Regions from separate parts of the Homo sapiens genome. Here region 2 is linked to region 1. A link is a loop called in an ENCODE intact Hi-C map of the cell type or tissue named here. Cell type or tissue: sigmoid colon. All regions are shown on one strand. Links, peaks and the distances in the headings refer to the core of each region. The heading gives the core; the rest is flanking DNA.

Region 1 (15,070 bases), core at 4,270-9,269:
TCTGCCCGCCTTGGCCTCCCAAGGTGCTGGGATTACAGGCGTGAGCCACCATGCCCGGCCACCTTTCTCAATTCTTTATTATCTATTTAAATGCACGCTAAAAAATTTACCTTAGGTAAATAAAGGAGAATGTGGTTAAAAAACACAACTCAGTAAACCTGGCACTCTTCAGTAGTAGGTCTGGGATCTAGTTGTGTTGATTCTGGTGACCTATCACAAACCCCTCTCTAAGCTTATTGCTTTTTGCTGTTAAACTTGGTCATAAGCAAGCTGTGTCCATTGTGAAGTGTGTGCTGTGAGCACATCGCATACACTAGATTTAATCATCCACTGCCGGCACTCAGTGCATTGTGAAGGGAGGGTAAGGAGCTGGTGAAATCACATGTGAAACTGAAATACTTGTGGAATAAACGATGAAAGGGTTTTGTTTGTAAAACAAACGCTACAGAAAGTATTGTTGGATGCGGTGGCAACTAGTTTATTGCTACCAAGAGGGGTTTAAGTTTGAATAGACCACAGGTAAGTGCCCTGAAGCCAAAAGGACTTGGTTTATAATGTTAAAAATTATTCGTTTTTGGAAGAACAAGAGTTGAACTCATTTTCTGCCTTCTCTGGGAAAAAGCATTTCCTGTTTTGTTATTAGACAGCTGTTTCAAAGTTTTGTCCAGTAAGCAGAATTTTGACTAAATTCTTCACAATAGTTAAAACCAATTTCCTGGGGGCAGGTGGGGAACTATAAAAGTCCTCTTTTCATCTGGAGGTAGGTTTACCTACCAGCCTAGGCCAGCTAGCTGTTTCTTTACACTATCCCTTTCTAAGGATTTGAGTTCGTTTGTAAAATGACATAGCAGACACAACATAATACCAGAGGGGGCTGAACGTGGTGGCTCACATCTGTAATCCCAGCACTTTGGGAAGCCAAGGCAGGAAGAGTCTCAGGAGTTCGAGACCAGCCTGGGCAACATAGCGAGACCTTGTCTCTACTAAAATTAAAAAAAATTAGCCAGGTGTGGTGGCATGTGCCTTTAAGTCCCAGCTACTCCGGGGCTGAGGCAGGAGGACCGCTTGAGCCCAGGAGGTTGAGGCTGCAGTGAGCCCTGATTGTGCCACTGCACTCCAGCCTGGGCGACAGAACAAGATCCTGTCTCAGACATACACACACACACACGCATGCACGTACGCACGCACCAGAGGGAAACATCATGCAGAAAACCATTGGCCCATTTATTGGATGGTGTCCTCCCGAAGTTTCACATCTGCTGTTTGGAGCTACTGAGAACCTGGCTGATTTCATTTAGTGCTCCCTCTGTCTTACTTTGTCTTTCCTTCCTTTCTTTCCTTTCTCCCTCCTTTCCTTCTTTCCAGCTATCCAGTAACATGTATTAAGGACTCAGCATGTGGAAAGCACGCATGACATTGTTCATGGAGACGAGGGTCTGGAGTCAGGCAGCAGCTCGGATCCCATCTCTGACAGTGGTGGGCTGTGTACACTCTCTGGCCTCAGCTTCCCTATTTGTAAAATGGGGATGGTGGTGCTAACTCACAGGGTTGTGGGCATTCAGGGAAAAATTGTATATTTAGTACTGGGTGTGGTGCCCTGCCAAATGTTAATGACTTCCTTCCTCTCCAGTTTTCACACTTACCTTGTCTCCCATTTCTGAGGTGAATATGCATTTTAAGGCTCCCAAGCCATAGATTAAGCTGTTTTGACATGTCTGTCCCTGCTGAGAACGTGAAATCCTGTGTGTGTTATTAAACAGTTTACTGCCCGGCCGCACTGAGTACTCGCAATGTCTTGAACACCCTTGCAGGTTACCCCTCCTGGCTCTGAACGGGCTGTTCCCTCTATGCAGAATGCCCACCCACCTGACCAGTTAGTCATCCTTCAGCATGGAGCTGTGGGAGAGGGAGCCTCCCTGTGGTTGGGACATACCTCCCTCCACCCCAGGCCTCTCATCCTCAGTTAACAACCCGCCTGTGCCATCAATTACACTGTTTTGTGGTTTTTTACACCTTTTTTTCTAGACACAGGATCTCACTGTATTGCCAAGGCTGGAGTGTGGTGGCATGATCATAGCTCACTGTAGCCTCCAACTCCTGTGCTCAAGTGATCCTCCTGCCTCAGTGTCCTGAGCAGCTAGGACTATAGGCACATGCCACTGCACCTGGCTAGATTTTAACATTTTTCTTTTTGTAGAGATAGGATCTTGCTTTGTTGCCTAGCCCAGTCTTGAACTCCTGGGCTCAACTGATGCTCCCACTTCAGCCTCTTAAAGTGCTGGGATTATAGGCTTGAGCCACCATGGGGGCTGGCCTCGCTTCACATTTTATGTAGTTGCTATAACCCCACCACTCACCCTGCTCCAGCCCATGTCACCTTTTCTCTTTCCTAAATGTACTAAGCTTGTTTCCCACCCCAGGGCCTTTGCATTTGCTGTTCCCGCAGCAATCTGGAGAGCTGTTCAGATTTTCCTAGGATTAATTCTTCCCAGTCTGCCATCCCATGGCACTTATTACTACCTGAGATGATGATATATATTGACTCTTGTCTGCTTTCTCTGCTAAAATCCTCCCTGTGAGGAAACGAGTTTGGCACATATCCCCTGGCAGCATCTGACATGGCATAAGTACTCAGGGAGTATATGTCGAATGAATGAGCCTCTTGGTGGGCTCTTGTACTTGCACTGAATTGTAATTGCTTGTTTACACATCCCACCTCCCCACTGGGCTGTGTGACTTCCTTTGCATCATAACTTGGGGTGATTTGTCTTTCTGTCCACAGGGCCAGGTGCATGGTTGCTTTTGGGTCTGTAAGTATGGAAGCTAGGAATCTTTGAGAAGGCACATCCTTAAACCCATAAGCTCTTCTCATGGAGGTAGCTGTCCACCACAAAATGTCCTTCTGATGCCATTGGTAGAACAAGTACTGGTTGGAGCAGGCTGCAGTTGTTCTTACGTTCTGATGGCCATCCTCTACTGTCCCCTCCCCCTTTTCTTTGTCAGGTCTTTGCCCTGTGCTGTTCTTTGGACCCTGAACAAACCCTTCTCCCCACCCCGCTAATCCTGTCCTTTCCTTCAGACCTCATCTCGGTGTCCCTGGCTCATGGAAACCCTCCCTGGCCAACCTGCCTTGATCAGATGCTGGCTCCTGCAAAGCTTCCTGAGGGCAGTGCTTTATTTGTTTTGCTCTTCATTTGTTCCTCAGAGCACATTGCACTTGGTCGACATTTGTTGAATGAATGAGTAAAGAATTAGTGATGGCATATTTACATACCCATGTTCATGGCAGCGTTTTTCACTATAGCCAAGAGGTGAAAGTAACCCAAGTGTCTGTTGACAGATGAGTGGATAAACAAAATATGTCATATACATACAATGGAATATTATTCAGCCTTAGAAAGGGAGGAACTTCTGACATACGCCGCCACCACGTAGACGAACCTTGAGGACATTATGCTATGTGAAGTAAGCCAATCACAGGAAGACAAATCTTGTGTGAGTCCACTTATATGATGTGTCTAATGTAGTCAAATTCATAGAATCACAAAACAGAATGGTGGTTGCCAGGAGCTGAGGGGAGAGGGAAATGGGGAGTTGTTTGATAGGCATGAGTTTCAGTTTTGCAAGATGAAGAGTTCTTGAGTTCAGTATATTCTGAAGTGTGAATATACTACTGTCTTAGTCAATTCCTACTCCTGTAACTGGGAAGTTTATAAAAAACAGAAATTTATTTGCCCACAGTTTTGGCTGGGAAGTTGAAGATCAAGGCAACAGCAGATTTGGCATCTGGTGAGGGCAGCTCTCTCCTTCCAAGATGGTGTCTTGTTGCTGTATCCTTACATGACAGAAGAGGTGGAAAGCAAGGGGGTTTAGCTCAGTCCCTCCAGCCCTTTTGTAAGAGCACAAATCCCATTCATGAGGTTGGAGCCCTCTTAATCACCTCCTAAAAGCTCCTCCCCTTAACACTTACTGTATTGGGTCTTAGGTTCCAGCACATGAGTTTTGGTGGGACACATACATTCAAACCTTAGCAGGTGCTACACTGTATACCCTAGAAAAATGAGAGGTTAGGAGTGCCGACCCTCACACAGTCAAAAATCCATGTATAACTTTTGACTCCCCCAAAACTTAACTAATAGCTTGCTGTTTACCAGAAAACTTACCATAACATAAACAGTCAATGAACGCATTTTATATGCTATATGTATTATATACTGTTTTGTCACAGTAAAGTAAGCTAGGGAAGAGAAAATACATTTATTACTCACTAAGTGGAAGTGGATAGTCCTAAAGGACTTCATCCTGATTGTCTTCATGTTGAGTAGGCTGAGGAAGATGACGGTTTGGTCCTGCTGTGCCCAGGCGGCAGAGGCGGAAGAGGTGGAGGAGGTGAAGGGGAGGCAGGGGAGGCAGGCACACTCTGTATAACTTTTATTGAAAAAAACCCATGGATAAGTGGACCAGGGCAGTTCAAACCTTGCTGTTCAAGGGCCAACTGTACTTAGAAATGGTTAAGATAATAAATTTTAGGTTATATATTCTTCAGCACAATTAAAAAAAAGAATTACTGCTGCTAGAAACTATGACCTCTGGAAATCACTGTAGAAGAATCTGGAATTCTTAAATTCTAGGACACCTCTGACTTCTGGGTAGTATGCATGAACTTAAGGGAAAGAAGTATTTATTTCCTCATGAGGATAAGCTCAGGTGTTTTCCTTAGGACTGTCAGAGTGAAGGAGTGGGCTGGCCTGAACCCTCCCCGAGTTGCCTGGGTTCTCAGGCTCCTCTGCACCTGGAGCTAGTGAGCCAGCCCATGGGCTGAACCTGGCTGGTGTGTACAGAGCCTGCACATGTCTGCATAGCCTAGGTTGAGGTTTGGACACTTGCTTAGATTCCAAGGTCCTCCTTTGTACCCATTTATTTATATAATAAATAATTTATTATTATTTTTTTGAGACGGAGTTCACTCTTGTTGCCTAGGCTGGAGTGCAATGGTGGGATCTTGGCTCACTGCAGGAGAAGTGATTCTCCTGCCTCAGTCTCCTGGGTAGCTGGGGTTACAGGCACCCGCCAACATGCCCGGATTTTTTGTGTGTGTTTTTAGTAGAGACGAGGTTTCAACATGTTGGCCAGGCTGGTCTTGAACTCCTGGCCTCAGGTGATCCTCCCACCTCAGCCTCCCAAAGTGCTGGGATTATAGGCATGAGCCACGGTGCCCAGCCTGGATTTTTTTTTTTTTTTTTTTTTTTTGAGACAGGGTCTCGCTCTATGGCCCAGGCTGGAATGCAGTGGCCCGATCTCAGGTCACTGCAACCTCCGCCTCCTGGGCTCAGGTGATCCTCCTACCTCAGCCTCCCAAGTATCTGGGACTACAGGTGTGCACAACCATGCCCAGCTAATTTTTCTATTTTTAGTAGAGATGGGGTTTCACCATGTTGGCCAGGCTGGTCTTGAACTTCTGGCTCAAGCGATCTGCCCATCTCAGCCTCCCAAAGTGCTAGGATTACAGGCGTGAGTGACTGCGCCTGGCAAAGTGTAGGATTTGAAACATAAACTTGTATTCATTTTTGATCTCATTTAACTGTCATAACATGAAGAACTCAACTCTTAGGGAAGGACACACATTTCCCAGTGCCTGTCCAGCACCAGCACGAGTGCTTTGTAGAGATTGCCTCATTTCTTGCCGACATTGCCCTTCTGAAGTGTAGATGGTTTTATCGCCACTGTATAAAGAAGGGTATAGTGTATCCAACGCCCCACAGCTAAGTGACAGGACAAGGATCTCACTCCAGATCTTGTGACTTTAAAAATCACTTTCTTGGCTCTGCTTCTCCTTGTTTCCTAGATGGTGGCCATCTCATGGTCCAGATTTATATACATCTCAGCCTCAAATCAAATGGCACACTTTACATTTGCACGCTGTTTGGCCAAGCCCATTGGCATATAACATACACTATGGTAGCAAGAATTGGCCAGAGGCTCCCCAAGACCAGACTTCTGAATTCCTAACCCCAGCTCCCAAGCCCCAGGCATCCCATAAAATCTTTGCTAGATGTTCAGAAACCTAAAATTTGCTTCTCCACCCCTCCCTTCTCCCCAAGTGGTAAAGACAAAGAACAGACGGCAGGGCTCTTTGTTATTCTTTTATCTGCTAAGTTTACAAAAAGGTTAGACAGTGGAACTTTGCTGAGCAAGCATTCTGTCCCTGAGTTGTCTCTGAGCAGCACCAAATGAGTCTTATCTTCCCCTTGTTATCTCCAAGGACGTAAAACATTTTCTTTTCATGCTTTTTAATTTCTGTGTAACATTAGCCATTCAGTTGACCTGAAACATTGCTAGTTTATTTCTAGCTGGCGTGTGTGTGTGTGTATCAGAGGGTCTATACTGTATAAATACTTCTCTAAATATTCTTTTCCATAATGTTGCTCTAAAGTGTCTCATTTACTCAATTCTGTCAACTTAGATGCTGAATCATTTTATGTGCTTAAAAGAAATATCTACTCGGATGCTCTAGTTCCCTGGCAAGGGAGAGAGAGGGAGAGAAAGAAAGCTGTTGAAGTGGTGCAAATCCAAACTGCTTTCTTTTTTGCTCATAAGTAGTGCTTTTCAAAGCGTTTGGCATCCCTGCCATATGGATGTGTCACTGTGTGAGATGACAACAGGATTTGCTGGAAATGTGGGCCACTATTGTATCCGCCTTACGTAACCACATGGAGTGATGGAAATGGGTGAGCAGCCCGGAATGTAGGCGGTGGCCTGGCCCATGCATCTCCAGAGACCATGAAGACTGCTCAAGCCCTACATAGGATGTGGATCCAGGCTGTTAAAAAGTTGAGGAGATGGAAAGGCCGTGTGAGTCCCTCTGCAAGCTCTCCCCTTGTTTTCCCCAACCTTTCTTCATGGGAAGGGGAGGGAAGCAAAACCATTCTCACAGTGAGTCCTTTATCCTCAGATTGATTTGTGCTTCTGGCATCTTTCAGCAACAAATTGTGAGATTGTAGGTTGTAGTCACTGGTGGGTTTTTAAAAATACTTGTATTAATTTTAGCAGATCTATGTGAAACTGATAGCCTCTTACTGGATCTGTGGATCAAAGGCTGCTGTTTTCCATGTGCTAGGAATCTGTAATGGTTTTGCTTCCTGGGTAGAGCTTAACATACTGGCTTTTGTGTTTGTTCATGTTTGAGAATTTCTTGTTTTGGGATAAAACTTTTTGCTTTCTTACACTGCAGAAATCTATATTCTTATTATGTCTAGGCTTCTAACTTAGAAGAAAAAGTGTTTTTCACATGTTCTTTTTTCCTCTTACAGTTTGAACATGTGTGAGTGTTTACTTTGATGGCTTGAGACTTTTATGAAGCATGTCCCTTACGTGGACAGCTTGCGATTAATCTTTGGTTTTAGCTTTGACCTCCATCACTGGGCAGCAGCAGTCTGTGGATACAGAATCTAAAAGCCGCCTGTTCAGGGGGACTTTGGGCAGTGAACACTTCGGTATCTGTTTTGGGGTTGGCTTTTAACATGTTTCTACATTCTTTATGTAAAATATATAGGATTTTTACCTATCTGGCCAAGATTTTTCAAAGGAAAAAAGCTTTATAAAAAGATTAAAAAAAAACACAATAAGTAACTATTTGCCTTAGTTCCTTTCTCTTCTTTTGTCACACAAAAACCTTACTGTTAATGCATTAAGTTTTTTGTTTATGGTAGAAAAGTTAGCTCACTTTTAACTTTCCATGAGGTCTTAAGAATGACCTGTTAGATATAAAGGGGGTTGTCATGAACACTACTTACGTGAAAAGTAAAAGTGATAAGGAAAGATGATGAAAGCACATTGAAGATCCTCCTAATGGATAGAATGTTGACACTTGGATTAAAAAGGTGACTTGGCGTTTTCTGCATACACCTCCCCCCACAACTCCCCAGACCTAACCTGCGTCCCCACTCTGCCCACCGCACCTGCCTTGCTTTACCCTCTTTGCCCCTTTCAAATTACTGGTACCATCCTTCAACTCGCCCTCCTTCCAGTTGAAATTATTATCCCCTCTTCACTTTGCAAAATTCTAACTGCATTGAAAAATTTGCTGTTAAATATACTCGTACCTCTTGGGTATTAGATCCTTCACCAGGAGTCAGTATTCATTTTGGTGTTCACCCACTCATCTCCCTATTTTTTATTTATTTATTTATTTATTTAATTTTTTTATTTCTTTTTGAGACGGAGTCTTGCTCTGTTGCCCAGGCTGGAGTGCAGTGGCGCGATTTCGGCTCACTGCAAGCTCCACCTCCCGGGTTCGAGCCATTCTCCTGCCTCAGCCTCCCGAGTAGCTGGGACTACAGGTGCCTGCCACCACACCTGGCTAATTTTTTGTATTTTTAGTAGAGATGGGGTTTAACCATGTTAGTCAGTATGGTCTTGATCTCCTGACCTCGTGATCCACCCGCCTCGGCCTCCCAAAGTGCTGGGATTACAGGCGCGAGCCATCGCGCCCGGCCTCATCTCCCTATTTTTTAAACTTATGAAATGTTTGGTACCATAAAAGAATTAAATATCTAAATCATGGAGCATAATAATTAAACAAATGCCATGAGCCCATTACACATATCTGCAGACCATCACCAAGACAAAACACGAAGGAAATTTGTGTACCTCCCACCATACTCTGCCTCCTGCCCAGGTCACCTCATCCTGAATGTTATGTTTTTCATTTCCTTGCTTTTTCTTTATATTTCCACTGCATGCGTGCGTACACACACACACGCCCCTAAACAATAGATTAATTTTGTTGGCAATTTTTTACTATAGTGAAAAACGCATACCAAAATTTACTGTCTGTACCATTTGTAAATGTACAGTTCAGTAGTGTTAAGTATATTCAAGTTGTTGTAAAACATTGTTTTTTGAGCTATATAAAAATGGTATCACACTCTACAAATCCTTCTGGGGTGTTTTTTTGCTCAACTTTATGTTTGAGATGCATCCCTTTTGTGGTGGTCTATGTGACTGGTTTGTTCGTCTTCATTGCAGTAAAACATTGTATTTTAATAATGTATCAATTTGTCCATCCTGCCCTTGAGAGATACTGGGATATTTTCCAAGTTTTGGCTGTTGGGAACATTGCTGCTGTGAATACTCTATACATGTGTCCTTGTGCATTTAGTCACACGGTTCTCCCGGTGCCTCTGCCCAGGTAGAGGAATCACTGGGTCGTGGAATGTGCATACCTTTAATTCTGATATATGCGTGCTCTTTCTATGGGCCTGCCTGTAAAGCTCCCCCTGGTGCTAAGCAGCTACCTGCTGTCATTCAGAGAGAGGTCAGATATTGCTAGCAAGTCTGATCTGCGCATAGCCAAGCACAAGGTGGTGGGTGGGACCAGAGCCCGGTGGCCTAGTTTGAATGTCAGGACCACAGCTCTCAGCTAAGCTGCTGCACCCTGGCAGCCTGTGCCCAGGGATGTTCCTAGAGCTGATGTTCTGAGGAATAAGGATGATTATGTGGGGTGCTCTGTGTTTCTGAAAAATTATATAAATGAGGCAGGAAAGACACTCAGTAGTTTGCTCTTTGGGTACACTTGTAGTTAGTTGGTAAGCTGCCCAAGGGCTTTGGCGATTTTATTCACTGATGTCTCTGAAGTGCCACAAACCACTTGCTTGGCAGAAGGTGGATGCTTAATAAATGTTTTTGCATAAATGAACAAATGAGTGCACAGTGAAGAGTTTTCTGTGAGACCTTCCCAAAAAGTCACAGTTCTGTAGGCTAAATATACATAGTTATGGTGTATTTTTAATGTTCAACAGAGCTACTAAAATTTATTTTTGCTCTAGTTCCCTTCCTTTACAATTAAGATTTTCTCTTTATCACTTGGCTTAGCAGAGCATATATTCTTTGAATATTATGTTAAGTAGCTAATAGTTAATTTTATTACCCGTTAACCATAGGTAAGAAGAAGCCTCGCAATCTGATTGGTTTCAGGCACCAGGCAAGTTAATAGCAAGGTCTGATTGGTGGTGGTAGTGGTAGGAGATTAATCGTCTCTCTGACAAATTTAATTTAAATTACGCTTGCAGGCATCACAGGACACTTAAAGATGGTAGCATCCCATTATTGAAGGGCTGTGAATTTCAAAAGCCAGATTCATTCTACTTGAGCCACATTTAAAAAATAAAATTTTGCAGGAACTCATTTATTTGGCTAAATGATAAACAAATTTAAATCCAAAACTTTGAAGAGTTTATAGTTTTAAATTCCAAAATAGAAATGTATTTTAAAAGTAATGTACTCATAAAAATATTCTCTATAATAGCACAGCTCCTTGGGATATTCAACATTTTTTTGGTATGTAGCATTGCCCAATCCTGGGGATGATTGTCATAGTCCCAGTTAGTTTTTTTTCCTGATAATTTTAAAGTAAGTTTTGTGGGGAGGATGTCATGTAATTTTTTTTCCCCCTTAATTCATGGGGCTATAACTATATCCAAAGAAGAGTTGGCAAATATATTTATTTTACCACAACTTCTAGATTAATTCACTTTGTTGAAATTTGACAGCTTTAAGGTACAAGAAGGCATTGAGAAGATGAGCTTGGAGAAGTGGGCATGCTCATAAGGTCATTTCTGGGTGGTAGTGGCTTAGTTTTACTAAGGCCACATCTAAAACTGAAGTTGGCAAGGAGTTAGTAAGGTGTTCTATGGAAATGGAAAAGGGCAACCAATTCTGACTTACTGCAGGAGTTCAGTTGAGTGTCTGCTTTCTTTTTCTTTTCTTTCTTTATTTTTTTTGAGACAGAGTCTCACTCTGGAGTGCAGTGGCGCAATCTCAGCTCATTGCAACCTCCACCTCCCAGGTTCAAGTGATTCTCTTGCTTCAGCCTCCCAAGTAGCTGGGACTACAGATATGCGCCACCACGCCCGGCTAATTTTTTGTGTTTTTGGTAGAGATAGGGTTTCACCATGTTGGCCAGGCTGGTCTTGAACTCCTGGCCCCAAGTGATCCACCTGCCTTGGCCTCCCAAAGTGTTGGGATTATAGGCGTGAACCATCACGCCCGACCCGGTTTCTGCTTTCTGTTTCCATTTAAGAAAACTTTTTGGCCGGGCGTAGTGGCTCACACCTGTAATCCCAGCGCTTTGGGAGGCCGAGGTGGGCGGATCATCTAAGGTTGGGAGTTTGAGACCAGCCTGACCAGCATGGTGAAACCCTGTCTCTACTAAAAATACAAAAATTAGCTGGGTGTGGTGGCGCATGCCTGTAATCCCAACTACTCGGGAGGCTGAGGCAGGAGAATCGCTAGAACCCAGGAGGCGGAGGTTGCAGTGAGCCCAGATCGTGCCATTGCACTCCAGCCTGGGCTGGAGCAAAACTCCATCTCAAAAAAAAAAAACAAAAAAACTTTTTAACAAATATGTACAACTTCATTAAAATATTGGAAAATTTATTGTGCTTCCACATATTGGAAAATGCTGTTTTAGACACATGCAGAATTCCAGAGAGGTATGGCTATAGAGCACATCTAGAAAGTCAGACCATGAGCACCTGAGTTTTTAGTTCACCCACCTCACGTATGCTATCAAAGAAGCAGAGAGCCACGAATTTGATACAAACTTTCTTTAAGAAAATTTGTAGGCTGGGCACGGTGTCTCACACCTGTAATCCCGGCATTTTGGGAGGCTAAGGCAGGCGGACCATTTGAGGTCAGGAGTTTGAGATGAGCCTGGCCAACATGGTGAAACCGTGTCTCTACCAAAAATACAAAAAAATGAGCTGGGTGTGGTGGCGCACAACTGTAATCCCAGCTACTCGGGAGGCTGAGGTATGCGAATCACTTGAACCCAGGAGGCAGAGGTTGCAGTGAACCTAGATCACACCCCTGCATTCCAGCCTGGGTGACAGAGTGAGACCCCGTCCCCCCCCCCCCCCAAAAAAAAAAAAAGTAGCAGCAGTCAGTGCTTCAGTTATATTAATTGAATGATGAATGAATAGTGTATCCATCTCTAGATGTATTAAAAAGAAAAAACTTTGAGTGCCTACTCTGTGTGCCAGACACTGTTGTAGCAGATAATGGGACAAAGATGAGTAGGATACAAAAATTTCACCTGAAAATTCACTTTTATTTTTTAAAATTGAAGAACAGTCGTCACAGTGAACAGACTTTAAGTAATTGGGGAGTTTTACATAATTTAGATAATAATCTTTTGGAATGTTTACATATTTCCTTGTGTTGATGGGCCTTCATTTAATCTAAATCTTGCACTTTTGGGCTGCTTGCGTCCCTGGCACCCCAGGCCCCATTCACCACCCAGTCCCAGGATTGCTGGTAGCACAGATCTCTTCTTCTGGCCTTTTTCAGGTATTTTGAGTTCTTTTTTTTTTTTTTTTTTTTTCTTATTAAATATACAGATGGGGTCTCACTATGTTGCTCAGGTTGGTCGTAAACTCCTGCACTCAACTGATCACCCCGCCTCAGCCTCCTGAGTAGCTGGGACTATGGCATGTGCCACCATGCCTGGCTAACTTTAAAAATTTTTTGTAGAGATGGGGTCTCACTATGTTGCACAGGCTGCCCTTGAACTCCTAGGCTCAAGCGATCCTCTCGCTTCAGCCTGAGTGCTGGAAATACAGACGTGAGCCACTGCACCCAGCCCTCTTCTAATTTCTTAAAACATAAACACATAGTCCGGGTGGCTTGGTGGCTCATGCCTGTAATCCCAGCACTTTGGGAGGCCGAGGCAGGTGGATCACAAGGTCAGGAGTTTGAGACCAGCCTGATCAACATGGTGAAGCCCCATCTCTACTAAAATACAAAAATTAGCCGGGCGTGGTAGTGCGCACCTGTAATCCTAGCTACCCAGGAGACTGAGTCAGGAGAATCGCTTGAACCTGGGAGGCGGAGGTTGCAGTGAGTGAAGATCACGCCACTGTACTCCAGCCTGGGCGACAGAACGAGACTCCGTCTCAAACAAAACAAAACAAAACAAAAAACCAACATATACACATATTATAGATACTCCATTTTTGTCTGTGGCTGGTATTTCAAATATTTAAAGTCTTTGATTCTTCAGTTTATGTTTCTTTTACCTCTCACTCATGGTGATGTGCATGTTTAAATTGTGGGCTCATTTCCTTGGATACATACTATCTGGGGAATCTTTGAGGGCTGTGTTTGAGTGTGATCTCTGGAGAGGATTCGCATCTGCCTCTGTGTACTTGGTGGTATGGCCAGTGCAGAGCCCCAGTAGGCATGAGTGTTTGGCAGGGTGTGGTCACGTCTGTAATATGAACGCCCAAACCTGTGTGAATACAGGTCTGTTGATAGAAATTCTCCAGGGTTTTATTTTTAGTTATTTCCACTCTACCCATAGCCAAGGATGAGACAGTCACTGCATCTCCATCTGTGTGCTGGTATTTTTTTCCCCTAATAGATCCACCCAGACCTGATCTCCCACCCTGTTTGGATCCCCAGCCTCCTCTAAATGCCTGCTTCAGTGCTGGCTTATCTCTGTGGTTCTGAGTGTTCTTGGCATTTCTAGCTTTCTCACAGGCAGCCTGCATTTAATGGATTATTATTTTTAAAATGATACCACCAGTTGTAGTTTTTTCTGGATACCTACTTTGGAATATTGTCAGAGATGGAAGTCCCAGTGGTCTATTTATGAAGACATTCATCTTTCATACTCAGTGATACAGATGGAGAAAAAGCCGAAAGATCCCGCAGATCACCCAATTGGGCATACCCTATGATAAGGCTAAGGATATTTTTAGACATAAACATGCAGAAAACTTGCCTACGAGGTCACCTTTGACAGGAAGAGGGGGAGAATGATTTTAAAAAAAGAATCTATTTGAAACTAGATATTTTTAAAGGGGTTTTATGATGATAATGTTTTGGAATAGTGATAATAAAAGGACTCAGCACTTAACATTCCATTCTTTTTAGGGTCTGTCTCTCACTATGTATTTCACTTACCTTTCAAGTATTGTTTCTAGTTTCATTTCATTGAAGGAGAGTGTGTTTGAAAATAGGTAGCATAATGAACAGATATTAACTCTTTTTTGGTATAGAAAGTGTGAGCTGGACTTTATGTCGAGGCATTTTGAATGATAATTTTATTTCTAGCATTGAAAAGGTTGTGGTTTTCATCAGATTGGTTTTGTTCTTTTAAAACAGGCCCCAGGCATGGAAGAGCTGATATGGGAACAGTACACTGTGACCCTACAAAAGGTGAGTTCTGCACATTTCATATATTCTACAGTCATGTTCTTGATTTTACGGATCATGGATCTTATTTATTTTCACCTACACACAGTTTTGGCTTTTTTTTTCCCTTGAGGTACATAATGTATTATAGATACTAACTGGCAATAATTGCTATGTTAACAAAGATTTGCATGCTATTGTATTTTTTGATTAAGGACTGTTTAGTATGGAACATTTTAGAGGTTATTTAGTGTATACTCTTATCTCCAGCTAGAACAGGTTATGAAAGAGAGAAAAGAAAGGGAAGAATGAAAATGACCTGTACTGTTTAAGGATGTGGAGGGAGCTTTTTACAACTTCTGTAATTTTAATTATGACATATTATACATACCTTATAACTCTTAAAAAGTGTAGCATCCAAGAGACTGTAAGTCATTTGTGTGAGGCTGAGCTGGAGAACTGCACTCGTGGTTCTGCATTTTTTTTTTTTTTTTTTTTTTTTTGAGACGGAATTGCACTCTTGTCGCCCAGGCTGGAGTACGGTGGTGCAATTTCGGCTCAGCGCAACCTCCGCCTCCCGGGTTCAAGCAATTTTCCTGCCTCAGCCTCCCAAGTAGCTGGGATTACAGGCGCCTATCACCACGCCCGGCTAATTTTGTATTTTTAATAGAGACGGGGTTTCTCCATGTTGGTCAGGCTGGTCTCGAACTCCTGACCTCAGGTGATCCACCCACCTTGGCCCGCAAAGTGCTGGGTTGCAGGCGTGAGCCACCGTGCCCAGACGGTTCCGCATTTTTATTCCGTCAAGCTGCCTTCCGGTCATCATCACTGTGATTTTCCTGGTTTTTCTGCAGGGTTTCTTCTTCTGGCTCTG
Region 2 (15,070 bases), core at 2,432-7,431, 50 kb after region 1:
TATTTAACTCAATAATTTATTATTTATTATTACTATTTTTTGAGACAGAGTCTCACTCTGTTGCCCAGGCTGGAGTGCAGTGGTGCAATCTCGGCTCACTGCAACCTCCACCTCCTGGGTTCAAGTGATTCTCCTGCCTCAGCCTCCCGAGTAGCTGGGACTTAGAGGTGTGCACCACTATATTCAGCTAATTTTTGTATTTTTAGTAGAGATGGGGTTTCGACATGTTGGCCAGGCTGGTCTCGAACTCCTGGCCTCAGGTGATCCACCCACTTCGGCCTCCCACAGTGCTGGGATTACAGGCGTGAGCCACTGCGCCCAGCCTAACTCAATAATTTAGATGAGAAGAAAGCCATAATTGATTGTGTGAGCCATCAGAAGTAGTAAATGTGATAGGTACTAAGTAATAATAAGTGACCTCATAAAATACATCAGCGAAAATTTGCAAGCCGGGCAAGACTGGAAGTGTGAAGGAAAAGTGGCTGTTAGCGTGAAGCAGTGCTCTCCTCGCTCCCCACCCCAGTCTCATTCCTCAGCTGGACATGGGTCTCACCTGGGCCGGCTCATGTACCCTCAGTGCAGCAGTGACCTCAGAAGCCCACTCTTCGAGTCCCAAAGCCTGAATTGTTCTGAGATCTTCTCCAAGATGCTGATCTCCTCTAGAACAAAATTATTCCAGGTCTGATCTTACCTCCAGCAATCACAGCCCTCCCAGCACTTTCCCTATTCCTTTTTGGCTTCCTGACATTCCTAATAGACTAGTATAGGAAGGGAGGTAGGGCTCAGGAAGCCTGGCCAGTGGCTGTTTGCCCTGCTGTATTACATTCCTTGTCAGAATGGTATTTGTGGACCACCTTTGGAAACTGATCAGGAAATGGAGTGTATTAAATCACTAATATAGATTTGAAAATAAACTTAAAAGCCCAGGGTGAAAACGTGTCATTGCTCTCCGCAGGCCAAAACCCAGAACAAAGAAGAATCCTATGACTTCTCCAAATCCTATGAATATAAGTCAAACCCCTCTGCCGTTGCTGGTAATGAAACTCCTGGGGCATCTACCAAAGGTTATCCTCCTCCTGTTGCAGCAAAACCTACCTTTGGGCGGTCTATACTGAAGCCCTCCACTCCCATCCCTCCTCAAGAGGGTGAGGAGGTGGGAGAGAGCAGTGAGGAGCAAGATAATGCTCCCAAATCAGTCCTGGGCAAAGTCAAAATATTTGAGAAGATGGATCACAAGGCCAGGTTACAGAGAATGCAGGAGCTCCAGGAAGCACAGAATGCAAGGGTAATTGTTTTTAAACTACACATCATCAATAAGAGTTTTAAATAAGTTTGATTTCAACATAACAGCGAACAGCCCCTTTGCTGCTGCTGCAGATGTGGCAGGGATGCACTGCACCAAAGGCAGGTGCTGTGTATGTCACTTCAGATTGCCAGCTCCCAGCACGTCCCTTGTTCTTCCAAAGAAGAAAACTTGACAATATAGGGGAAGAAGATTCTGCTCTTTATACACAGAACTTTGTATAGAGTTCTGGAATGAGGAAGTGTGAGGAGGGAATCAGTGCCTCTCGGAAGTCGTTTTAATTAGAATGTGATTTTTTTTTCTTAAACGTGTCTTCATTGGCTCCCAGATTTGCCGTAGAAACCAAGCAAACTGGGTGCTAAAACAGAAAGGCCCATAGATTGTACTTTTTGAGCTGTTTGAATTTGTATACCATATGCACATAGAACTTTTCAAACAAAGAAGAATTTAACTAAAGGTCTGTGGAGTATATTTGCCCAGTAGATGTGGGAGTTTTCTTTCAGGTCTAGCACAACAGCAGCAGTACATCTGAGCATTTTTCTTTTCTTGTCGTAAAATATACATAACATAAAATTTACCATTTCAACCACTTTTTTCTTTTATTTATTTTGTTTTGTTTTGTTTTGTTTTGAGACAGGGTCTCCCTCTGTCACCCCGGCTGGAGTGTAGCAGTGTGATCACAGCTCGCAGCAGCCTCCACCTCTCAGGCTCAGGAGATACTCCCACCTCAGCCTCCTGAATAGCTGTAACCACAGGCACATGCCACTGCACCCAGCTAATTTTTCGTATTTTTTGAAGAGACAAGGTTTTGTCATGTTGCTAGGCTGGTCTCGAACTCCTGGGCTCAAGCAATGCACCCTCCTCAGCCTCCCAAAGTGCTAGGATTACAATCATGAGTCACTGCACCCAGCCTCAACCATTTTAAAACGTTCGGTTCAGCGGCATTAAGTACCTTCACATTGCTGTTCAGCCATCACCACCATCCATCCCCAAAACTTTTTTATCCTTCCCACGTGAAACTCCGTACCCATAAAATACTAACTCACCACTCTCCTCTCCCCGCAGTCCCTGGCACCCACTCCTTTACTTTCTGTTTTTTGTGAATTGGACAGTGTAGGAACCTCCTATAAGTAGAATCATACACTATTTGTCTTTTTGTGATTGGCTTATTTCCCTTAGCATGATGTCCTCAAGGTTCATCCAGGTTGTAGCATGTGTCAGAGTTTCATTCCTTTTAAATAGTTTTCCTGTCTGACGTGTACCGCACATAACCATGGAAATGAGGAGGCCGCTTCTGTGTTTCCTCTTCTTGAAATGGGATGGGAAAATAAGTAGGATATGGGGAAAGGGTGGGACCAGCAGGAAACCAGCAAGCAGAGTGCCCAGTGGTTCATTCTTTCACTCTTATTCTTTTCTTTTTTAATTACCACAGATCGAAATTGCCCAGAAGCATCCTGATATCTATGCAGTTCCAATCAAAACGCACAAGCCAGACCCTGGCACGCCCCAGCACACGAGGTAAGGGCTGCCTAGTGGGTACAGGTCTAAGGCGGGGACTTCTCAAGGACTGGGACTTGAAGAAAGAATTTCCTTTACCCAAATTTCAGAGTAACAGGAGGATTTTTTCCCCACAGATTGACTGTTTGCCTTACTCATTCCATCAAATTTAATTGTAAAGATTACAGAGTCAAAACTTAAGCATAGTTTGCTTGTGTGCTAAAACTCTGACAAAGTGTAATCATTGATGTTTCCAGCCAGTACATTTGACACATTGGAGCCTGGTTATGTTACATTGCACATGGTTAGCACATGAGCAGAATTCCTACGGCTTAGACCTGTTTTGTCTTGTTTGCTGACTCTCAGCCAAACTTCTTAATTCCTTTGCATCATCCAGCAAAGTCAGACCGCTTGTGCTGCCCTGGGGTCTAAAGGGACCGTGACAAGCAAATGAGCAGTCTTGGTAAATGCCACACAAACAGTAGGAATGTTCACAGTGTCTTCCTGTTGAAGTTTTATACTGGATTGCTTCCTGCTTCCGAGAATAGAAAAAAAAAAGTCACATTTTCTTGTGGCCATTCTTTTGTTTTTTTTGGAGACAGAGTGACTGTCGCCCAGGCTGAAGTGCACTGGTGCAATCTCAGCTCACTGCAACCTCCGTCTCTCAGGTTCAAGCGATTCTCGTGCCTCAGCCTCCCGGGTAGCTGGGATTACAGGTGTGTGCCACCATATCCAGCTAGTTTTTGTATTTTTAATAGAGACAGGGTTTCACCATGTTGGCCAGGCTGGTCTCAAACTCCTGACCTCCGCCCGCCTCGGCCTCCCAAAGTGCTAGGATTACAGGTGTGAACCACTGTACCCAGCCTCTTGTGGCCATTCTGACTGGAAGCTGAAGTCTAGTTTTCCAGTGATAGAAAACTGGAAACAAATTTCTTCTTTACCAGCTGAGTGGTAACACAGTCAACCAGGTTGCCTCTGGCAACAAAGAGTTCTTGGTTATGATGGACTGAAACTGGCAGAGACCTCGCTGCTGGGTGAGACTAGCCAGGGAGCTTAGGGGTAAGGAGGGCACCCCCTGTCCAACAGGGAGATTCTTAGGTCAGGGAGCACCTGGCTGGCTTCCTCACTCACCGCCGAAGTGGGCATTGGATTTGACCTATTACGAACCTGGAGCAGGACCAGGGATGCCCTGGTTGCTCTGCAGAATGTGGCTCAGAGGTAAGTGATCTGCTCGGGATACCCAGTCACTGTGCTCAGAGCCATGCCTCCCCGGGCAGCCGGAGGACATGGATGTGCTCTGGAATGTCTTTAACACCCTTTTTTTGTTAGTTCCAGACCCCCTGAGCCACAGAAAGCTCCTTCCAGACCTTATCAGGATACCAGAGGAAGTTATGGCAGTGATGCCGAGGAGGAGGAGTACCGCCAGCAGCTGTCAGAACACTCCAAGCGCGGTTACTATGGCCAGTCTGCCCGATACCGGGACACAGAATTATAGATGTCTGAGCACGGACTCTCCCAGGCCTGCCTGCATGGCATCAGACTAGCCACTCCTGCCAGGCCGCCGGGATGGTTCTTCTCCAGTTAGAATGCACCATGGAGACGTGGTGGGACTCCAGCTCGTGTGTCCTCATGGAGAACCCAGGGGACAGCTGGTGCAAATTCAGAACTGAGGGCTCTGTTTGTGGGACTGGGTTAGAGGAGTCTGTGGCTTTTTGTTCAGAATTAAGCAGAACACTGCAGTCAGATCCTGTTACTTGCTTCAGTGGACCGAAATCTGTATTCTGTTTGCGTACTTGTAATATGTATATTAAGAAGCAATAACTATTTTTCCTCATTAATAGCTGCCTTCAAGGACTGTTTCAGTGTGAGTCAGAATGTGAAAAAGGAATAAAAAATACTGTTGGGCTCAAACTAAATTCAAAGAAGTACTTTATTGCAACTCTTTTAAGTGCCTTGGATGAGAAGTGTCTTAAATTTTCTTCCTTTGAAGCTTTAGGCAGAGCCATAATGGACTAAAACATTTTGACTAAGTTTTTATACCAGCTTAATAGCTGTAGTTTTCCCTGCACTGTGTCATCTTTTCAAGGCATTTGTCTTTGTAATATTTTCCATAAATTTGGACTGTCTATATCATAACTATACTTGATAGTTTGGCTATAAGTGCTCAATAGCTTGAAGCCCAAGAAGTTGGTATCGAAATTTGTTGTTTGTTTAAACCCAAGTGCTGCACAAAAGCAGATACTTGAGGAAAACACTATTTCCAAAAGCACATGTATTGACAACAGTTTTATAATTTAATAAAAAGGAATACATTGCAATCCGTAATTTTCTTTGTGGTGGATTTGTATGCTACTTCCTATTTTTAAATGCAACTTTTATTTCAGTTACTAATCATAGAAGTGATTACTAACCTCCTTGTCGAACATTGGAAAATGGAAACGTGAAAAAGAAAATTATACCCATAATCCCATCCCTCAGATAATTTTGGTGTATTTTCTCCAATTACGTATTTGTGGATGTCTGTGTGTATGATACTTGAGGGTGTACTGTGTTTGTAGTTCTATTTCCTATTTTTTCTGTTTATCATTCTATCACTAACATTTCTCAAGTGGTTACAACTGTGCAGCAAGGTATTTAAAGCGTGGTGTACACATCATCATTAACAACCACAGAGCAATATATCCCATGGCTGCTTCATAAGTGAACAATTCTGTTGTTGGCTGTTCGGATTATTTCCAGTTGTTTGCCTTTTTTTTTTTTTTTTTTTTTTTTAAACATGAAATGCACCTCTTTGTATGTAATCCAGTTTTGTATATCATTGATCAGCATTTCAGTATTTTTCTGCAGGCAAGTTCTCAGAAGTAGAATTACTGAGTAAAAGAATAGGAACATTTTTAAGGCCCTTGATGTTTACTGCCAAATAGCTTCCTAGAAAAGTTGCATCAATTTACACCCCCACATCCACTCTTCCTCTTCCTCTTCTTCCTCCTCCTCCTCCTCTTCTTTCTTTTCCTTTCCTTTCTTTTCCTTTCTTTCCTCCTCCCTTCCCCCCTCCCTCCCCCCCTTCCTTCCTTCTTTCCTTCCTTCCTCCCTCCCTCCCTTCTCTCTCTCTCTTTCTTTCTCTCTTTCCCTTTTTTTTTTTTTTTGACAGGGTCTTGCTTTGCTGCCCCCAGGCTGGTCCTGTTCTTGAACTCCTTTAGCAATCCTCCCACCTCAGCTTCCCAAAGTGCTGGGATTACAGGCGTGAGCCACTATGCCCAAACACCACTTACATTCTTGAAGTACTAAAATAAATTTAGAATTTAAGCAAGACAGATTAGGAATTTCGGCTTGTATTAATAAAAAGAACAATGAATTTGGAAAAGGAGAAAAGAGTCTTGGTTCCATTAAGGGTCTTTTATGATATGAATTGACACAAAGGAGTTAGGCTTGTGTTTTAGTGGTGGCAGAAATTTGGCTTACTGGTAACTGAGTTATACTATAAAGGTGCCCTTGCTTATGTCTCTTCCAATATGGGTGCTGTCACTTATAAATCATTTAATGTATCTCGAATTTCTGAACACTCCTCAGGGCATTGACTAAAATTTGCATATTCCATAAATAAAAGCCACCTTTTGTGAACAGGAGAAAAATGTACTAGTTAACTATATGATAAGACTGTTTGTTTGTGTTCTTTAAATCCAGGAATGAGCCCTTTGCAAACATAGGTGGGGAGGCGAGGAGGCTTTCAGCAGGAGCTGGGTTGTCGTCTGGTTCCAGCAATTTTGTGATGCGGGCAGTGCCACTGTTCCTCAGAATGTCCAGCAGTGTGCCTGATGGACCCCCAGTGCCTTCACCACCCCTTTTTATTCATATCCTCCTTTGTTCTGGGAAAGATTTAAAGCTGCCTACAGTATACATGGAACATAATGAAAAAAAAAAAATGATGCTAAGCAAATGAAGAAACAGGGAGAAGAGTATCAGTAGAGGGAAGATAGAGCCATGAGTGAGAGCCGTGTTCATTTTCTGCGCCGTCAGGACTCTGCAGCTCTCCAGAAGCCAGTGTGGCCCCAGCGGCACCTGCATCTATGATAGAATTATGCCTGTGCTTCTAGCCCAGTGAGATAGATGAGCGATGGGTCTTCCAGAATGACATCAGATGCTACTGATGTCACTAACATCAGTAGTAATTTGACACTAACAAATTTCTTTATATGAAGTAAAGTTGGTTAGGAACAGTCCATTTAAGCAATCGCAGCTGTCTTTTAAGAGAAAGGTTCCCAGTCAATCTTCTCCCTCCTTTTCGAACCTCTTTTCAGTTGGGGTCATTTTGCCAGTTCTAGCTTTCATATACATATGTGAAGAGAAAGAGATTTATTTTAATGAATTGGCATACAGGGTTGTAGGGGATTGGTAAGTCTAAAATCTGAAGGGTAGACCAGCAGGCTGGAGACCCAGGGGAGAGATGCAATCCAATCCTCCTAGCTGGTGTGAGGTCAGTCTTTGTTCTGTTTTAAGGCCTTCAACTGATTGGATGAGGCCGACCTACATTTCAGAGGGCAATCTGCTTTACTCAAAGTCCACCAATTTGAGTGTTAATCTCCTAAATAAAACAACAACAACAACGAAACTTTTACTGAAACAACCATAATAATGTTTGACCAAATATTTGGGCATCATGGCCCGGCCAAGTTGATGCATAAAAATTAACCATCGCAGTCCCTCATCCTGTTTACCATGTAGGCCACCCTACAGCCATCCTTTTTGTTTAGTGTTAAAGCATGAGTGAATGAATGAACCAGAAAAAGGGAGAATTATTTACATACATATACACGTATGTATAGGTTTTGTACAATATATATACTCTGGATATACATGTATTATAAATTTTGTTTTTGTTTTATTATTTTTTGAGACACAGTTTCACTGACCCAGGCTTAAGTGCAGTGGTACAGTCACAACTCACTGCAGCTTCGATCTCCTGGATTCAAGCAGTCCTCTCACCTCAGCCTCCCAAGTAGCTGGGACTACAGGTGTGTGCCAGCATGCCCAGCTAATTTTTGTATTTTTTTTGTAGAGAAGAGGTTTCACCATGTTGCCCAGACTGGTCTTGAACTCCTGGGCTCAAGCGATCCATCCACTTTGGCCTCCCAAAGTGCTGGAACTACAGACTACAGAACTACAGAGCCACCGCACCCGGCCTATATTTTGTTTTAAATAAAGATGAGCAAATTTGATGAATAGAAAAGCATTAAAAATGGGCTGGCGTGGTGGCTTATGCCTGTAATCCCAGCATTTTGGGATGCCAAGGCAGGTGGATCATCTAAGGTTAGGGGTTCGAGACCAGCCTGGCCAACATGGTGAGCCACCGTCTCTACTAAAAATACAGAAAATTAGCTGGGCGTGGTGGCGGGTGCCTGTAATCCCAGCTACTTGAGAGGCTGAAGCAGGAGAATCGCTTGAACTCGAGAGGCAGAGGTTGCAGTGAGCCGAGATGGCTCCATTGTACTCCAGCCTGGACAACAAGAGCAAAACTCTGTCTCAAAAAAAAAAAAAAAGAAAAGCCTTAAAAATGAAGAAACAAAAATGAATGAAATTTGAATAATAGAGCTGAAACTCCAATAAAAATAAAAATACTTCATATTTAAAAATAATATTTAGTGAAATAAATGAGACAAAAGGCTGAATGGCAAATAATATGTATATATGTTTGTGTATATATACAGAGACAGATAAAACATATTTCCATCCTGCTTTTTATTTTAAATCTCATTTATATATACATAGATAGAAAATTGGCACATTTTATATTCCCCACACTAGTGACTGCAAAGGCACTTATAGCACTTTGGCATTTATTTTGCGCAATAAGAAGTGGAATGTGGTTTGATTGCTTCTGCACTGTCCTCGGATGCCGTTCCACCTTCGAGAGTCCAGGTTGCTCTGTCTTTCTGAGTTTGAGTCTGTCTAGGAAGGATAACTGGGGAAGAAGATCCTGACTGAAAGTATCCTGGGGCCAGGTGCGGTGGCTCATGCCTGTAATCCCACCACTTTGAGAGGCTGAGGCAGGTGGATCACTTGAGGCCAAGAGTTCGAGACCAGCCTGGCCAACACGGTGAAACCCTGTCTCTAAGTAAAATACAAAAATTAGCAGGGCGTGGTGGCAAGTACCTGTAATCCCAGCTACTCAGGAGGCTGAGGCAGGAGAATCGCTTGAACGCAGGAGGCAGAGGCTGCAGTAAGCTGAGATCACACCACTGCACTCCACCCTGGGCAACAGAGCGAGACTCCGTCTCAAAAAAAAAAAACACCAAAAAGAGGCCGGGCACGGTGACTCACGCCTGTAGTCCCAGCACTTTGGAGGCCAAGGGGAGTGAATCACCTGAGGTCAGGAGTTCAAGACCAGCCTGGCCAACATGGCGAAACCCCATCTCTACTAAAAATACAAAAATTAGCCAGGTGTAATGGTGCTTGCTTGTAATCCCAGCTACTCAGGAGACTGAGGCTGGAGAATCGCTTGAACCTGGGAGGTGGAGGTTGCAGTGAGCCGAGATCGCACCATTGCACTCCAGTCTGGGTGAGAAAAGCGAAACTCCATCTCGAAAAACAAAAATAAAAACAGAAAGAAAGTATCCCGAGAGACATGGGTTGAGCTTTGAAAATGCAGCTGTCCCTTGGTGTCTGTGGAGGATGTTTCCTATGACCTCCCATGGATACCAAAATCCAGCGATGCCCAGGTCTTTGATATAATGGTGTGGTAGGCCGAGTACAATGGCTCATGCATGTAATCCCAGCATTTTGGAAGGCTGAGGGGGAAGGATCGCTTGAGGCCAGTTCACCTGGGCAACATAGTGAGACACCACCTCTAAAATAAAAAATAAATTAGCTCAGCATGGTGTCGCGTGCCTGTGGTCCCAGCTTCTCTGGAGACTAAGGTGGAAAGATGGCTTGAGTTCAAGAGTGTGAGGCTGCAGTGAGCTATGATCACACCTCTGCACTCCAGCCTGGGTGGCAGAACGAGATGCTGTCTCAAAAAAATAAATAAAATAAAATGGTGTGGTATTTGCATATAACCTACATACATCCTCCTGTATACTTTAAATCATCTCCAGATTACTTATAGTAGCCAATACAGTATAAATACTGGGTAAATCGTTGTTATCTTGTATTGTTTTTCTATTTGTATTTTTTATTGTTTTTCTTTACCCCCGGGGAATATTTTTGGTCTGAGGTTGGTTGAATCCGAGGATGCAGAACCTGCAGGTATAGAGGGCCCAGTGTCCAGGAGACCCACCTCTGAGGTTCAGGGGAGAGAGGAATGGAGAGAACCTGGACCTGGAAGAAAGGAGGGGAGGGCTGGAGCAGGGCAGGAGCTTCCCCTCTCTCCTCCCCCTCCTTCCCTAATCTCCCACCACATGCTCTTTCTTTTCCGCTTTAATTCCCTTCCCTCTGCCCCCGTTCCATTCTCACACATTTCCATTAGGAAGCACAGAGGGGCCCACCATAGGGTCTGTGGGAAATGGAAATGGTGACTCCACACAGGAAACACGGCTCCACCTCATGAGAAGCCTGGGAAACGGGCATGACAGCAAGACAGTTTGGAAGGGTATTAAAAAGGGAACCGCTAGATCCTGAATGCTGTCCAAATAAATGCACCTTTGAGTCCCAGTGAAACATATGATTTTCTGGGCAAATCTAATATGTAAATTATTCACACCAGATATTTTAAAATATTAAAATGATGTTATACATCTATAAATACACTGGCATTTTATTACTCAAAATAATATGGTGAGTCAGAATATAAAAACCACGAATGAAGTCCCTATCCCAAATCAGATGTTAGTTCCTCCCCAAAGCTGGTTCTCTTATTATCCCCATCCTTCTGAGGCAGCCACAAAAATTATGAACTCAGATTCTGAAATCAAAGTGACTTTCATTCAAACTCCAGCTCTGTCAGGTACAAGCTGTAAAACCTTGGGCAACTTACTTAAATGTTTTAAGCCTCAGTTTTCTCATTTATAGAATAGGAATGGAAAACTATAACTAACATGATGCCCTAAGTTTTTTGTGGCATGTTAATCAGATCGCATATATAAAATGTTTGCAATAGTGGCTGGCACAAAGTAAGTGCTCAATAAAAGCAGCTAGTATTATTATCACTGTCAATGGTTTTGCCACATCAATTTAGAAACCTGAGTGGTGTCTTTGATTTTCTTACTCTTCCTCCAAGTGATGACCTACTTTATTATACTTAATAACTATTTTTAACTTGTCCCTCTGTCCCTTTTCCCACAGCCACTACCCTAGTTCAGATGGTTGTAAACTTTCTAATCCTCCACTCAGCTAGCAGGCAGAATCATCTTTCTAACTTAGATCTGAGAATGTCTCCCTCCTGCTTGAAAAACAGTGATGACTTCCCCTTGCCTAGAACCAATTTCTTTTTCTCTTTTCTTTTTTTTTTTTTTTTTTTCTAAGATGGAGTCTCACCCTGTCACCCAGGCTGGAGTGCAATGGCGCTATCTCAGCTCACTGCAACCTCCGCCTCCTGGGTTCAAGCGATTCTCCTGCCTCAGCCTCCCGAGTAGCTGGGGCTACAGGCGCGTGCCACCACACCCAGCTAATTTTTTTTATTTTTAGTAGAGACAGGGTTTCACCATGTTAGCCAGGATGGTCTTGATCTCCTGACCTCATGATCCACCCGCCTGGGCCTCCCAAAGTGCTGGGATTATAGGCGTGAGCCACCGCACCCGGTCTCAATTTAATTTTTTTACAGCATTCAAAATGATTTTCCACACCATCTGTCCCTATAGTAGACTTCATCACTGGCTTCAGTTCTTCATCCCTCTATGTCCTCTATGTATCTGTGTCCTCTGTCCTGTGACTTTACAGCTCCTCCCACTAAAGGTCAGAAGTTATTTCTTTGACCCTTGGCTTTGGATTGGCCATATGACTTGTTGTCTTGCACCTCTGCTACCCATGAGAGGTGCTGTGTGCCCAGGGCAGCACGAGAGAGATGTAAACAGAAGCACTCTAGCTGAGTCCAGCCTAGATCAGCCAACCCACAGATGTATGAGAAATAATAAACAAGGGTTGTTTTAAGCCACCGAGTTGGGGGGTGAGTTGTTATGTAACAATAAACCTCCAAATCCTTTCCATGTAACTTCGTCCTGCAAAACTCACGTATGCTCTGATTATATGGAAGCACTCCCTGAATTCTCTGTGGCTCCCTCCACTGGAGGATATCCTTCCTCTTTCTTTACCATCTTTTAAAACCCTATTATCCTTCTAGGTCCAGTTACTATGTCACATTTTCTGTCAAGCCTTCTCTGATGCCCCCAATCAAATTTGTCATTGACTTCTTCAAAAAGCTCCCATATCCCTTTATCTATATCCTCTGGCATTCTAGTTATTGATGCACAAATCTGCTTCCCACTAGCTGCTTCTCCTCCTCCTTTTCCTCCTCCTCCTCTTCCTCCTTCTCCTCCTCCTCCTCATGGAGTTTTGGTCTTGTGGCCCAGGCTGGAGTGCAATGGCACGATCTCGGCTCACTGCAACCTCTGCCTCCCGGGTTCAAGCAATTCTCTGGCCTCAGCCTCCCGAGTAGCTGGGATTACAGGCACATGCCACCATACTCAGCTAATTTTTGTATTTTTAGTAGAGATGGCATTTCACCATGTGGGCCAGGCTGGTCTCAAACTCCTGACCTCAGGTGATCTACCCGCCTCGACCTCTCAAAGTGTTGGGATTACAGGCGTGAGCCACCGCGCCTGGCCCCCACTTGCTTCTAAGTTCCATTAAGGGAGGTGTATCTGTATTCACCTATGTATTCTTATCAGTGCCCTATATGAAAAATGGAGTGAATTAATAAGGAGAGAAATAAATTGAAATTCACTATTTGCTTTTATGACAAAAGAGGGTTGATGACATAATGATTTTCTCACATCATGCCTGGTTTAAACTTCAACACTTGACACCACTGACACAAACTGGAAAACATTAGTAGAAGTGGAGAAAATCTGCTAAGATCTTAATTTGACCAGACTAATGTTAAAGTGTAATTTTCAAAGGGGTGAAATTATTCTCATGCAAGTATAAAATGAACTCAGTACTAAAAGAGGGAACCAATACAATGTTAAGACTCGTTTAAAGCGCATTTGAGGAACTAGGTAATATTAATATAAGCAATTTAAGAAATATTCGGATAAGAACTTTGAGTTGATACAAAATTGATTAATTACCTACAGAACAGTAAATGATAACCTTTGTAAATATCTTTTCCACTAGACAGAAATTATTTGCATCTCTACCAGACAAAAATTTACACACTGACATGTAATTTCAGTAAGTCTGGGAATTTTGATCAGTAGTTTTAGCACTAATCAGTCATTATGGAATTATTATGCTTAGTAATCACCTAAACTATTTTGTTGGTCATTTAATTCTCTAGATTTGGATTATAGCAGGAAGGCATGTTAAGTCAATTAAATATTTATTGACTGCCTCTGTGTGCAGATAAACACAGGCATTATGGACTAAATATGACTTATTCTCTGCCTTCACGTTCAACATTGTAAATTTTTTAGTTTGCTCTATTCTTTAGAGTTTACGATAAAATTTCCTGAATAGTTTGATTTGTTCTTTGTAACAGCCCTGCATAGTAAGAATGGCAGGTGTGACTATGTCCATTTTATTAGTAATCCATACCTTAGTTCTGTAACTTGGTTGGAGTCCTTCAGATTATAAGTCACACATACAGTCTAGATTCAAAACAGTTTCGTGCTTTTGAGTCCAGTTTCCCTCTCTTTCCATCTAGAGCTCCCTTCTGGAGGATCTCTTGAAACAGTTTGTTGATCATGTCTTATGGTTCTCTATTTACATTTTTAAAAAGCACTTTAGAGCTGAGTCTGCAAACTGACAGAACCCATGGAACTAACCTAGCTCAAAATACGATTTATTTGGCCTGAGTGAGGTGATGACATTTTTAAATTTAAAAATGAAGTCCAGATTTCGGACTTTTCTTTTTCTTTTCTTTTCTTTTTTCTTTTGAGATGGAGTCTAGCTCTGTTGCCCAGGCTGGAGTGCCATGGCGTGATCTCAGCTCACTGCAACCTCTGCCTCCCGGGTTCAAGCGATTCTCCTGCCTCAGCCTCCCAAGTAGCTGGGATTACAGGCAGACGCCACCAGGACCAGCTAATTTTTTGTATTTTTAGTAGAGATGGGGTTTCACTGTGTTGGTCAGGCTGGTCTCAAACTCCTGACCTCATGATCCGCCCACCTTGGCATCCCAAAGTGCTAGGATTACAAACGTGAGCCACTGTGCCCAGCTGGGACTTTTCTTTTTAAAAATGGTAAGTTTTGGCGGGTCACAGTGGCTCATGCCTGTAATCCCAGCACTTTGGGAGGCCGAGGCAGGCTGATCACCTGAGGTCAGGAGTTTGAGACCAGCCTGGCCAACATGGTGAAACCCCGTCTCTACTAAAAATTAAAAAAGCCAGGCGTGGTGGTGCATGCCTATAATCCCAGCTACTCGGCAGGCTGAGGCATAAGAATCGCTTGAACCCGGGAGGCTGAGGCATGAGAATCACTTGAACCCAGGAGGCAGAGGTTGCAGTGAGCTGAAATCACACCACTGCACTCCAGCCTGGGCAACAGAGATAGATTCCATATTAAAAAAAGAAAAACAAAAAAAAGGTAAGTTTGGTGGTGCTGGGCATCCATCCTTGCATGACAACTGTAGGCTGGAGCTGGGTGGCTGCTGCTCCGTACAGACAGCACTCACCCAGACTGACTCACTCATATGGCCCTCCTAATGTCTCTGGGCATTGAGTTTGCAACCCTTGCTCACCTCTTTGCTGCTTCCTCTTTCCCCTTCGAGTCCCATGCAACGTGCAGCACCCACACGGCCTTAAGGAGAGCCAGCATTTTGAAAGTGCATGCAGAAGGAACTCTGTAGCTCCCTGCGTGGGTCTCCGGCTTCCTCTGGAAGACGGGCTCTGTCACCAGGCTCTGGTGGGAACTAATGAGCATATGTTTTCAGGTCCTGTTCTCTGTGGCTATTACAGTTTAAATGGGTTGAAATAAGACATAGAGATTCAGGGGAACATGGGGAATATATTTTTGTGGTTTAGAATTTTATTTCCCAAAGCTGTGCTTTCTGAAAGATTGCTGTTCTGAAAGATTGCTGTGTTAGCAAAGGTTAGGTTAGGTTAAATTAGGCTAGATTAGGTTAGGTTTAGCAAAGGTTAGGTTAGGTTAGGTTTGTGGACATGGTCCTGGAAAAAGCATTCT

The links. Hi-C counts contacts between places; a loop is a spot of excess contacts. Peaks named below come from ENCODE experiments on the same cell type or tissue, not always from the same donor. Only the 100,000 strongest peaks of a DNase experiment are listed, where the experiment ranks them.
Region 2: it touches region 1 in a loop (2.1-fold over the local background); 3 of 110 quality-filtered maps call a loop at or near these places.

What each region holds. Positions count from the first base shown.
Region 1 is chr9:69,198,382-69,213,451 of GRCh38, forward strand. It overlaps TJP2 (tight junction protein 2), which reads left to right. Exons shown (of 23, transcript NM_004817.4): 2 at 14,167-14,220. Among named protein-coding and RNA genes, the nearest start is that of TJP2, 32 kb to the left of the region's middle. RefSeq lists a silencer at 6,092-6,386. In sigmoid colon, for the core only: no CTCF peak of the experiment used is centred there; a DNase peak (open chromatin) is centred at 6,700.
Region 2 is chr9:69,250,080-69,265,149 of GRCh38, forward strand. TJP2 (tight junction protein 2) reads left to right here. Exons shown (of 23, transcript NM_004817.4): 21 at 956-1,285; 22 at 2,736-2,821; 23 at 4,130-5,129. The coding sequence ends at 4,295. Among named protein-coding and RNA genes, the nearest start is that of BANCR, 49 kb to the right of the region's middle. In sigmoid colon, for the core only: no CTCF peak of the experiment used is centred there; no DNase peak of the experiment used is centred there.